Regions from separate parts of the Mus musculus genome. Here region 2 is linked to region 1. The links are chromatin loops, found by intact Hi-C in ENCODE. Cell type or tissue: left cerebral cortex. All regions are shown on one strand.

Region 1 (2,500 bases):
CACGGGATCACCAGACTGTAAGTGCAGCTCCACGCCTCCAACTCCACTAGCCCATAATTATCTCGGGAGGACCATGACCCTCCAGTTCTCCCTATTAAAAGTATATTTCCTTACAAAGTGAACTGTGCTTTATTGAATTGCATCATTTTGATCACTGGAAATTGACATATTGGGCTCATTAGCCAGGAAGTTGGATAGTTAATTTATGAGGCTTCTCAGAACCTGTCCCAGGCTAGTCATTGAGAGAACACAACAGCCTACGATGAGATGGGAGAAAGTTACTCCAGCGATTGCTTTATTTTCCTCTCATTATAGAAATAATGAACAAAAAACTTCTCTGCTACAGATATTGCCTTCCAGTCTCTCTCTCTTTCTCTCTCTCTCTCTCTCTCTCTCTCTCTCTCTCTCTCTCACTCACACACACACACACACACACACACACACACACACACACATACACACACACACACACACCAGAACGATTGTACTTTCTTATAACTAAATACTGTTTGATGGGTATGCAGGCTTACTGCGCTCATTAGCACCGTTTTCCTCTTAAAATGCTTCAACTGTGGAGATGAAAAGATGATCTAAGTCTTTGCCTTCATCTTTAATATTTAAAACTGTTCACACAACCTTTAAAAAAAATCAAATATTGATGCTGTTACCTGTTGTTCTTCAAAGTGGAGCAATTATACTGCAGGTCCTTCGAATATGCCTGCTTTTGTTAGAATGAGCACGAGGATGTCAGGGAGACATTTCTTTTCCCTGTCTGGGGCCTCCACCCTCCTCTGCCTCGGGTGGGAATCAGGGGAAAGCTTTTGACTCTTAATAAGGAAACGCGCTGAGACAGCTTCCCAAAAGCACCTAGTGGGCAGGCTGGCGGGGGATATGAGACTCAGGGAGCATCCTCAAAGTAGATTCTGTAGAATGGCACTGTGCCCTTGGAGCGATACAGGCTCCAGGCTCTCAGCCAGTTTGCCCACAGGAGGCCAGCTTTCTTCCACCTCTGCAACCTAGATTCTTGGGGAGCAGCCATTTTGTCTGGGATGGTTCCATACTGCCCTCTAGTGGCTGTGTCTAGAACCTCCGTGTCTAACAGTCCATAACTATTTTTCAGCAATCCCTTGCTGAGGAGTTCCCATGTCAGATACCGGGGATATGGAGACAAATGAGATGCACACCATGATCGCTAATTCTTCATGGTATCTGTAGGAAGAAACATTCATGAAAGCGGTTATAAAGCATGCTGATGAGTTCGGACACGTGACCACATGCAGAGTGCCCTGACAACACAGGAGAACATCATCCCACCCGTGGGGTTCCATGGAGGTGGATGAGATAGATGGTCCTGAAGAATTGAGAAGGGGGAAATGGGAATAGAAGAAAGGAGGCATCGCTTAGGCTCTGCTGGTCAAGACCTGTTATGCCACTACAAATGTGTGTTGTTAAGAGGACAATTACGTGCTGTGTCATTGAGATGAAAACAGTGCTTTTAGGGTACATTTCCTTACATCTCTTTGGGGTGCTTTCTGCAAAGGATGGCATGTCATTGCTTTATTAGCAGCATAACTTTTTCCTTGCAGAATGGGATGTTAAGTCATGCCATATCTTACTGTATAGAGCATCTGAGATTCGAGAAGTTAAGATGCTAGTTGTGGATGAACGAAGAGTTAGGGGTAGTGCAAGATGGGGGAACTGTAAATGAATGGCTGTGGAGACACAGACAGTGAGGCATCCCATGGAAAACTCAAAGACATGCATTCTTTGAAACGTCCCAAATACTTATAAGAAGTGGAACAAAACAAGAGGCAGTCCTGCTGTGGGGGGCATGGGGCGGGGGGAGAAGAGATTACTTGGAAAACATAGTAAATTCATGCCTTGCCATGAACATTCCAAACTCACTGATGAATTACATAGTGTGGAGGAGGAAGGCATCACGAACTGACCTCATGAGGAGAAATCCAAGCATCCTTCTAAAAGAGTAGGATGCAGAGATGTAGAAACGGGTTGCATAGCTCCCCCTTGGCCCTCTCAGTTCACAACCATTTCCTGCTGCTAAGAACCAGGAACAGAGGACCATGTTTAACTGGCTCTTACTCCACTGGGGAATACACTCTCCTGCTACCAGCAGGATCAATTGTACGAATAATTTCATGGCCACTCAGCACTTTGGTCATGGGTGAAATAAAAAGGTACTGTTTGCTTTCCCCTGTTAGATACCCAGGTTGTGGGCTCAAAACAAACAAAAAAAAAAACAAAAAACAAAAAACAAAAAACAAAAAACAAAAAACAAAAAAAAAACAAAAAAAAGCACACCACTGCACACACTACACTACCTTTCCTCAATGGGCATTTTATTATACTGGACACAAATTGGCTACCATACTCCCTGCTCTGAAGCCATGATGTGAAATAGCAGCCGCACCAAACGGAGCCATGTATCTCTGAAATGTTGATTATTGCAACGTGTGTCTGCTCACCCTGAAGGTGAAACTCT
Region 2 (2,500 bases), 350 kb after region 1:
GGTTCCTGATAGCCTAGTGGGGTGTGCAGGGAAGAGTGTTCAAGCTGCCGGAAGACTGAGCATAGCAGTCACCTGCGTCCAAAAGGGCCAAGAGGATAATTATGAGCTTTAGTAATGAGAAATAGGAGAGGAAATAAAATGAAAAGAGGGACCTACGAGAAACCTCAGCACCTCCGCCGACTCCCGGGTTCAAGGTAAAGTTCAAACCAATCAGCAAAACTCTTTCAAGGAGCCCGGGGCTGCAACGAATCCTGCCCAGGTCACGGAGCCCCTGCTCTGCCTGCCCGAGGCAGAGCTGTTCATAACCCACCTCCTCTATATTGAGACTCCCCGTGGCTTGGGTCCTTACTTACGCTGGTAGTCTCTGAGACCAAAGCCCAGCTCCAAACTTTACCTTAATGACAGATGTTCTGTTATCCCAAGAAAGATCTCCAGCAACAGAATTCCAAGCAACACTGGGCCAGGGTGGCTCTTGCTGGAATCTGCCCACTCGAACCCCTACCATGTCCTTCCAGACCCACTTCAGTTATAGGCTGCCTGTCAGAGGTTTTCAGACAACTCCCACCTTCCTGACAAGTCTTTCTCCCTCTGTGTTGTGTGGTGTTGGGGCGTAGTCATAATAAAGAGAATCGCCTTCCCTGTGCCTCTCTTGTATGACTTTGGGGGGAGCTTCATCACCTCTCCGAGCCTCACTGACAAAATGAGAGAAATCGTAGTCCCACAGAGGAATCTCAGGGGATAAAGTGTGTTGTGATCCTAGCAAGGTGCCTGGCATACAACACAGCCCCACCTCCACCCCCCAAAGAGCCCAGTCTCTTTGCCGACTCCTCCCAGCCCAGATGGCTTACAACTAAATCCAGCGATGTGACAGTGGTCATTAAAACAAATGTGTCACTTGGTTCTCTAGCCAGGTGGCACATGACAGCCATTAATTTTTCTCATGAAAAATGACTCTGCTAATTGAAAAAACATCAAAAAGATTGAGGTTTACACAAATGTTCAGCTCTGTTTATTTTTTTTTCTAACTTACTTTTCAGCAGTCAGTAAGAGCTTAATGAGCTCTCATTTACGGCTTCCTTCCTATTTATAGATATCAGCCAGCGCCTGTGGCGTTCCAGACGTATGGATTGAGAGCATCCAGCCCGAGCTATGTGGTCGGCAGGGGAAAGTTACCATAACCAGGTGGCCTCCAGATGGGAATTGCCACATCTCAAAAATCTGGCACAGTACTCCCGTAGGACCTGGGTGGGGGCCAGTGCCAGTGCCGGTGCAGGTTGCCGGTGCTGGTGCCGTTGCCAAGGTGCCAGTGCCATGTGTCAGTTGGATTCTGTTGTCCTCCCCAGGGGGCAGATTCTTTGTGCTTGAAGTTTGGGGCTTTGGTTTTTTTGTTTGTTTTCCTTTGGTATGAGGCGAAAACAGGTAACACTCAGAGAGTAATTACCCAGTGAGTGAAGCATCATGCCAGCCCTCTCTCCAGATCAAAGTGGGGAGATGTAAAGAGAAGTTATGTGTGGGAAGAGGCTAAGAAGATGGTTCAGTCAGTAAAATGCTCCCCTTGCACTCGTGGTGATCTGAGGCCAGTCACCAGAACCAACATTAAAAAGGCCAGGGAGAGATGCCCCCCGTCCCCCCACACCCCCCCACCCCCGCCAACCCTAACCCCTACTTCTGGCAAGCAGCCAGGAGGGGTGGCCCCACCCCTCACCAGCTGCAGCACTAGGAAGTACAGACCCCAAACCTTGCCTGGGCAGCACAGTAGAGATGGCTGTGGTGATAGGAATGAGGGTGAGCTGGCCTCCAGAGTGTAAGGGCAGGAGAGCTGGCAGGCTAAACAGTTCAGCTACCATCCAGGCCCAGATCCAGGCTCTAAGTTGGCCCACCCCACCATCTACCCCATCTATGAACTGCTGGAGTGTGTGAAGGGGCCAGTCCTGCAGATCCAAAGTCACAGGATCTCCATGACACGGGGCAATAACAGGATACCTGGGAGGAGTCCTGGTGAGGACCCAGTATTGATGGTGCAGCAGAAGCCAGGGGTCTTAAACCAGACATTGCAATGAGACCATGACTCATTGCAAGGAGCATCTGCAAGTAAAGCTATTTGGGCAAAGAAGTTAAACAAGAAGAAAGGCTAAAGTCAGGAGAATGCTTAAATCCCATTTAAAAGAGGAAACGAAATACCATGGGAGGCAGATGGAGGAAGGGACCTGGGTGGTAGAAGGGAGGAAGAAGGAAATAGAGGACCCCGGTCAGATATGGGGAGAGACAGGAGAAAGGCCCAAAGGGCCAAAAGAATGAATGGAAATATGTAGCTTCCAGGGGTGTGAGGGATCTCTAGGAAATACCAGAGACCTGGGATGGGGGAGGCTCCCAGGACTCAATGTGGGTGACCTTTGCCAAAATGCCCAACAGGGGAGATATGAAGCCTGAAGAGACCACCTCTCATAGCCAGACAGGACCCTGAATGGAGGGATGGAGACACCAACCCACCTACAAAACT

The links. Peaks named below come from ENCODE experiments on the same cell type or tissue, not always from the same donor. Only the 100,000 strongest peaks of a DNase experiment are listed, where the experiment ranks them.
Region 2: a loop joins it to region 1, with 2.9 times the contacts of the local background. A loop is called at or near these places in 5 of 42 quality-filtered maps.

The regions. Positions count from the first base shown.
Region 1 is chr11:93,470,988-93,473,487 of GRCm38, forward strand. All of the region lies in intron 4 of Car10 (carbonic anhydrase 10), which reads left to right. Among named protein-coding and RNA genes, the nearest start is that of Gm24856, 59 kb to the left of the region's middle. In left cerebral cortex, a CTCF peak has its summit at 1,071 (motif pointing left); a DNase peak (open chromatin) is centred at 967; H3K4me3 peaks cover 244 bases.
Region 2 is chr11:93,817,336-93,819,835 of GRCm38, forward strand. No RefSeq gene overlaps it. Among named protein-coding and RNA genes, the nearest start is that of Gm35148, 10 kb to the left of the region's middle. In left cerebral cortex, no CTCF peak of the experiment used is centred here; a DNase peak (open chromatin) is centred at 1,262.